3 separate regions of the Homo sapiens genome follow, and all the other regions are linked to region 1. Evidence: chromatin loops called from intact Hi-C (ENCODE). Cell type or tissue: heart left ventricle. All regions are shown on one strand.

Region 1 (2,500 bases):
ATAAAATGGGCCAGGCACACTGGCTCAAGCCCTGTAATCCCAACACTTTGGGAAGCCAAGGAGGGAGGATCCCTTGAGCCCAGGAGTTCAAGACCAACCTGGGCAACATAGCAAGACCCCATCTCTACAAAAAAAAATGGAAAAATAAAAATTAGCCAGAAGTGGTGGTGCACGTCTGTTGTCCCAGCTAGTTGGGAGGCTGAAGTGGGAGAATCTTTTGAGCCCAGGAGGTCAAGGCTACAGTGAGCAGTGATTGCACCACTGTACTCCATCCTGGGCAACAGAGCAAGACCCTGTCTCAAATAGTAATTAATAATAATAATAAAATGAATACCCCTATGCCCCAAACCCAAGAATGAAAGCATTAACTGTGCATTCTCTCCTATCCCATCCTCCTGCCTTCCCCACCACCCCAGAGCAAACACAAGCCTGAATTCCATGCTTATTGGATTCCTTTGACTTTCATTTTATTGCATTTAAATGTGTACTTAAGTCCCACATTGTTTCATTTCAGTTGTTTTTCTACTGATCCTGCTGTATGTTGCATTTGGAGCTTGACTTTTCTGCTGTCACAGACTTGAACTCCAGAGCATCTGTGCCCACAGCACATCCATGCTGTGTACTACTCTGCAGCGTGAATACACCTGCCCACCTTCTACCGGCGTACTTTGGGGCATCTCTGGCATTTGCACAATCTGTGTCCTGGGGTACGTTGGGCTTTGGAGCCTGTGGATGTTGAACTTTACAAATGAGCCTAATTTTTTCCAAAACAACTGCTCAAATTTACCCTTCATATATAACAGGAGGTCCTAAAGACCCCAGTCCCATCCATCACTCAGTGTGACTGTGGGATCTAAGATGAAGTTGCCCTGCACCTGGAGACCCAGGTGAACTTTACAAATGAGCCCAAATTTTTCCAAAGCAACTGCTCAAATTTACCCTTCATACAGAACAGGAAGTCCTAAAGACTCCACTCCCATCCATCACTCAGTGTGACTGTCGGATCTAAGATGGAGTTGCCCTGCACCTGGAGACCCACAGTGGGGTCTCCTCATTTGGCTTCCTGATCCCTGCCAAGGCTGAGCCCCTCTGGGGTGCTATCAGGCATCCAGCTTCTCTCTTATGTGAGATGCCTGCTCATTTATTTCGCCATTTGCTACTGGGTTGTATGTCATTTTCTCACTGATCTGCAAATGCTCTTTATATATGCAGGCTACTAATCCTTTGTCAATTATTAATATTTATGATGAGAATACTTTCTCTCAGTTCATAGCTTGTCTTTTTGTTCTTTTGAATTTGTCTCCAGTGAATAGAACTTCTTAATTTCAATATCTTCACGTTGAAACATCTCCCTTTTATAGTTAGAGATTATGTATTTTATTTTTAAAATCTTACCCACCCTCACCCAGCAGTTCAGTAGAGGATGGGACACTAAGAGAGAAAAGCAAGAATCCTACAGACCATGAGCATCATGGCAGGGAGTGGGCTGGGGAGATCCTGAGATGCTCCAGAGTCAAGTGAGTGCGCTGAGCACTGAAGGAGCTTGGACCTCGTCCTCTGGGCTAAGAGCAGGTGGCTCAGGAGAAGTTCACATAGAGCAAGGTGTCCAATGCCCCAGCAGGAGAACAGTGTCAGGGAGAGGCCCTTCCAATGCATTGCGAAAACCCCCACTCATTGCAAAAAAACCCCACTGAAAGCAAAAGGAATATTTGCTTCCGAGAATCATGAAAGGCCCCAGCCAGTGCAATTGGCTGCCTGGCCACTTCCACCTCTGTCCTCCTGGCCATTCTGGGGTTCAGGCTGATGCTCCTCAAGGCTACAAAACAACTGCCACAGCCCCAGGAATCCCACCCAGACCCAGCAATGCCCAGCAAAAGAAGGAGAGACTCTTCCTGGAATCTCTTTGAAAAACAAGAAAGCCTTCCCTAGAAGCTGCTGTTATCAACTGGCTTCAGACCCCTCCCGCAGAACCGCCTCACATGCCGTGCCTAAACCAGCTCCAAGCTGGGAAGGTAAGACTCCAAGGTGCGCTGGATTCATCCGCTTGGGGGTCACTAACCCTGGGAATGAAGATCCACTCACACCCCAAGTTTGTTACCAAGGAAGAGGGGTTGTGGTGACTGAGTGTAGGTGCCACCCGTGTCTGCCACCAGAAGCTGAGCTGAGTGAATGCCTGGGTCTGGTGGCTTTCTCCACCACCACTGCCGAGTCCCGTACGTCCTGTGCAACACAGGGAAGAGGAAGGGTGATAGTTCACAGGCACCAGCACTTTTACAGGTGTTCATTCATTACACCATTCTCCATCTGAGGAAACTGGGACCCAGAGAGGTTGAGCAACGTAGTCAAAGTCACACAGCTGATAAGTCATAGAACTGATATTCAAGGCCCAGCTCTGCAGCCCCAGACATTGTGCTATGCCACCTAAACCAGCCAGAAGAACATCCTGGGAAGGGTGCAAAGGAAGCTGGCGGTGGGCCAGCAGGTGTGAAGGGGCCCAGGG
Region 2 (2,500 bases), 130 kb before region 1:
CAAAGTGACTGGTCCATGTACACGCCCACAAAGGGGATGGTCCAGATAGATGTCTACGAAAAAAGGGGCTGGTCCATATACACATGCATGAACAAAGGGGCTGGTCCATGTACACTGGCATGAACAAAGGGGCTGGTCCACATACATGCGTATGAACAAAGGGGCTGGTCCATATACATGCCTATGAACAAAGGGGCTGGTCCATATACACACCCACAAACAAAGAAACTGGTCCATATACACACCCACAAACAAAGGGGTTGGTCCACGTAGATGCCTACTAATGCCTGTAGGCTGGAGCACCTAGCACAGCCAGACAAAGGCTTGTGAAGCTCTATGCAGGGACAAGGCTAGCGGCTGCCCTGGTGTGATGGTTAATTTTATATCAGTTTGACTGACCATAAGGTGCCCAGGTTAAACTTGGTTTCTGAATGTGCCTGTGGGGTGTTTTCAGATGAGGCTGGCCATCTGTGCCTGTAGACTCAGTACGGGTGGGCCTCATCCAATCTACAAGGGCCTGAATAGAGCAAAATGGCTGGGGCAGGAGGAACGTGCCCTCTCTCCTCCTGCCTGCTGGCTGGTCTGGGACACTGCTCTGGTACAGCCCCTGGGCTGGGGCTGATGCCATTGGCTCCTCGGCTTCTGGGGCTTTGGGACTCGGATTGGAACTGGACCCCAGCTTTCCCAGGCCTCCAGCCTGCAGGCAGTCTAGGGTGGGGCTTCTCAGCCTCCAGAGTGACATGAGCAGAGTCCCATATCAGTCAATCTCCTTTATACATCTCCTACCATTCTGCTTCTCTCACTTCTCTGGAAAACCCTGACTAACACACCTGGACAGAGTGAACGCTGGCAGAAAGCCGTCTTGGTTCATTTTCCTCTGCTCTGCGGGTCCTGCACTTACCTACCCTCACGTCTGCCTGCACAGATCCTCACCCAGGGTTTGGAGGGGACAGCCTGGGACTTGTGCTCACCTCCACCACTGGCTGGCTATGTGAGCTTGGCCAAGCCACCTCTTTCCTCTTTCCATGTCCTCATCTGCAGAGTGGGGAAAGAGCAGTGTGCCCGTCCTCCGGTTGTCCTGAGCCTGCCAGGACAGAGTCCAGGGGAACGGCCATCAGTGACCTGAACACAGCAAGGGTCAAAAAACTGGTAGCTCCATTTCCTGCTCCTCCGTCCCCTGGATCCACCTCCCTGTGTCCTCCTCTGGGCCGGGGCCCTGCCCTCAGATACTTGCAGGCTCATGGAGGAAATAACCAGGAGAATCGAGGGTTTCAGAACTGGAAAGAAGAGCAAGCCTGGTCCCCTGGGGACCCTGGCACGCCATCCGGAGTGGGAGCCTTCACCATGGGCAACGCCGCTTCTCACTGTTCATGGTGGGTGAAGGGTGTAAGCTGCCATCTACGCTTGGCAGGAGGTGAGACCAGCGAGTGGCCTTCCTGCAGGCCTGAGGAGGAAGTGCCAGGACTTGTTCTCCCAGGCATGACTTGGCAGCGACGGCGTTGCCAGAACACACACTTCCAGCACTTTCATGGAAAGCCCAGACCTGCTGGCTTAACTGGCTTGGAGCACCACTCCTGGGTGAGGACACAGCTCCCAGCCAGATGTCCTGGCAGGTGACGCCTGGAAAACACAATGTATCATGCCAGAGACCGTCTCGGCTCTGGAGGGAGGGCACTTGGCGTCACAGCTGTATTGGGGACCAGAAGGCGCTTGTCCCAGCTCTCTGGATTTCTCTCTTATTTCAGTAGAGGCCCTTTCTAAGTCCCCTGGCTGGCTCCTCGTCCCTCCCTGGCCTCCCTAACAAGGGCAGTCTCCAGGGCTCTGCCTTCAGCCATCCTCTCTCCCTGGACAGCTCACCTGTTCCCGCCTCTTCAAATACAACCTATTTGCTAAAGGCTTCCTAATCTAAAAATGTCCCCAGCCCGGGCTTCCTCAGCCCCTCGCTCCTCCTAGAGGCCTCCACCTGAGAACACCCCAGGTGCCTCAGTGACGAGAACAAGGCAGAACCCGTGTGGATCCTCCTTCAACCCCATAGCCACGCTCAGTCCTGCTCTTTCATGCTCTAGTGTCCCATCTCTGGAATGCTCACATCAAAGGGCTGGGAGTCCTTGCAGAAACCTCCCAACCCCTCCAACCTCCTGCCACACAGACAATTGGTCAAGGTGCCCTCGGAGCTAGGCCTTTAAAACACGTCACCCACCAGCCCACCACAGCCCCTGGGCCAGGCCGCCAGCGTCCCCTTTTCCTGGGTGCAGCCATGGCCCCATTGGCCCCCTGCTTCCACTCTTGCCACGTGTAGTCGGCAAACCAGCCCTCTGTCCTTCAATCTGTATCAGGCCACCTGCTGCTCGGAAACATCTGACAAGGTCCACGGATCTGGCCCCACCACCCTCCATGTCACGTGACACGCCCCCCCTCCTGGTGCACTCCGGACCCCCGGATCCCCCTCCTCCTGCTCCCATTGCAGCTGCAACAGGTCCCAACACCTGGTGGCTTCAAA
Region 3 (2,500 bases), 190 kb before region 1:
GCCTGGCGGCACCCCAGCGCCCCTCCTCTTCTCTGCCCGACATCCAGGCCCAAAACCATGGGAAAGGGGCTCCTTTCACTGCCACACCTAGAACTTAGAAAACAAAACCAGCCCGAAGCTCGGTAAGTCGGCATCCACGGAACATTCACCGCTTACCCAAAAGGTGGTGCCGCACCCCGAAAAGTGTGAAATTGGCCCTCGGGAATGAATGAATGAGTGAATGAATGAATGACTTTCCCCATCTGCCACCATGAGTGACTGGAGAGAGCCCAGGTCCCACAGACTGATGTCCACACTCTGCGCATGGCATATGGGAGCAGAAAAGCCATGAAACAGGGTGGATTCCCTGCAGATTTCAGCCTCTGCGGGGAAGGGGGCAGTACCGAGACACAGGCCCTCTGACCCACCCTCAGGAGCCACCATCCCAGCACCTGAGGGTCCTGAGATAGCCCCTGTCTGCCATTGGATGCCAGTTCCCCATGCTCTGACCAGGGCATCCTAAAGGCCACAGCCAGAATCATTCCTGGGTCTGGAAGGTCCACCTGGGGGGCGGAGCTGGAGGTGAGGGCAGGTGGACAGCAGGGCTGCTGGGGGCGATCTTAGCTGCCTCCATGGGCCCTTCTTATGGGCTACTGATGGAATGGTGGGGAGCAAATCCGCAGCTGGCCCAGATCCAGCACCACTGGACCCAAACCTGTCACCTGCTGCGAGTGAGGAAGGAGGAGGATCTACTGCCTCTGTTTCCCCTGGTTGCTCAGTCCACAGGGTACAGACGCGAGGTGTCTGAGCTGGAAGGTGATGTCCGGAGCCCCAGTCCAACACCTCGTGGACCTGGGTCAACCTGGCTCAGCCTCTACGAGCTGTGAGGCCACCGGGAAGTCTCTGACCCTCTCTGGACCTGGCTTTGTATCTGAAACGAAAAGCACAGCTCTCTCGCGGGCTGGCAGAGGAGGTGCCGTCCTGAGCTGGCACCTGGCTTCCATGCATTCTCCCGTGGAAGAAGAATGGCACCAGGCAGGGCAGAGACGTGGGAGCTGTAACTCGAGCAGGATGGCCCTGGGCCTTCCGGGAGCCCACCCTCGTGGTGGAAAGCACTCCAGGCACCCACACACCGGAGGGAGATCTGGGGCTTCCTGTGTGGGGTGCGGCCCACCCCCAAAAGGCAGTGCAGGAAGGCCCCTTGGAACTGAAATCTGCAAGAGGTGCTGAGCTGAGAGGACACAGCGGGCAATCCCCGGCGGGTGAGCTGGGGTGGGAATGGTGTCTGTGAAGCCCACAGTAGGAGGGCACCTGGACCACTGGGGGACCACAAGGGTGGGAGAATGGCCAGGGCCGTGGTGGGCAGTGATGGCACGGGCCTTGAGGCCAGCGAGGATCTGGCCTCTGTCAGGACAGCCAGGCCTGCTGAGGAGGGACGGATGTTAGGTGCCCAAAGATGGCGTGCCTGTGGCTGCAGCCATGTTACAGACCCTTGGTGTGTCTCCAAGTGGAGATTGTGACTCAGCCTCCAAGGGTGACCATGGGGATTAATGAAATCCCTGTGGAAGGGGCCCAGTCACTACTGGCTTTGGCACAAGTCCAGTGGGGACAGTGGGTCTGGCTGTGGACAGTCAAAACCCTGGAAACAGGTGTCCTAGGCTCGAATCCCAGCTCTTCCCCTTGTTGGCTGTTGCCCCTTGGGCCACGTCCCTGACCTCTCTGAGCCCGGAAATAACAATAGCTCCTCCCGCCCGGGGTGGGTGTGAGAACTGAATCAGTAGGTGGAAACGCACTGAGGAAGCCTCAATACATATTGCTATTCTTGTACCTGTTGTTTGAAACCCACCCGGCCTGTGTGACACAAGCATTCCTGCCCTGGGAGGCGAGGGAGGACTTTGGAGGAGGCACCTTGCTCCCTCCAGACACACTGATGGCTCCTGGGACCGGGTCTCACTCCATGTGTGGGGGGCCCTGGAGCCAGAACCCAGGGAGTCTGTGGGCGTCAGACTGTCCTTGCACTGCCCTGGGCTGTGCTCTCCCTCCCCCAGTTGGGACGCCGGAGCTTCGGCCCTGGGCCTTACAAGGCTGACCCTGGAACTAGGCTTGGAGGAGAAAGCCAGACCCTCCCCAGGAGAGCGCTGACCCTAATGTTTGGTGGGACACAGACAGCCCTGAGGCACCGGCAGCTCGCAGGGAGCAGATGCGGGGCCACCAGCCACCAGCAGGGGTGGCAGAGGGGCTGACTCGCCCAGTCCTTCCCATCCTGCCCCCTCTCCTGGGGGCACGAGGTGAGCATTCCCAGGGGAGATGCCCCAGACCACTCCAGGGCCAGGTGTGGTGGGGAATTCCAGCCCTCACTCCACAGCAGCCTGGGAGTCAGGCTGTCTCCTAGGTTACCGCCACAAGGTGCACCTGAGTAGCCCTGCCTCCCACAGGGCCAGGCCTCCTGCAGGGAGCGAGGTTCCAGCCACAGTACTGGGCCCCTGGGGGCCACTGGCCTGAGACAGGAAACAAGTTAGCG

Evidence for each region. Peaks named below come from ENCODE experiments on the same cell type or tissue, not always from the same donor. Only the 100,000 strongest peaks of a DNase experiment are listed, where the experiment ranks them.
Region 2: a loop joins it to region 1, with 4 times the contacts of the local background. A loop is called at or near these places in 1 of 110 quality-filtered maps.
Region 3: it touches region 1 in a loop (3-fold over the local background); 1 of 110 quality-filtered maps calls a loop at or near these places.

Annotation. Positions count from the first base shown.
Region 1 is chr9:135,406,540-135,409,039 of GRCh38, forward strand. No RefSeq gene overlaps it. Among named protein-coding and RNA genes, the nearest start is that of PPP1R26-AS1, 64 kb to the right of the region's middle. In heart left ventricle, no CTCF peak of the experiment used is centred here; no DNase peak of the experiment used is centred here; H3K27me3 peaks cover 1,450 bases.
Region 2 is chr9:135,274,272-135,276,771 of GRCh38, forward strand. No RefSeq gene overlaps it. Among named protein-coding and RNA genes, the nearest start is that of LINC02907, 68 kb to the right of the region's middle. In heart left ventricle, no CTCF peak of the experiment used is centred here; a DNase peak (open chromatin) is centred at 1,504.
Region 3 is chr9:135,220,014-135,222,513 of GRCh38, forward strand. No RefSeq gene overlaps it. Among named protein-coding and RNA genes, the nearest start is that of LINC02907, 120 kb to the right of the region's middle. RefSeq lists enhancers at 1-442, 2,103-2,172. In heart left ventricle, no CTCF peak of the experiment used is centred here; DNase peaks (open chromatin) are centred at 1,318 and 2,008; H3K27me3 peaks cover 2,500 bases.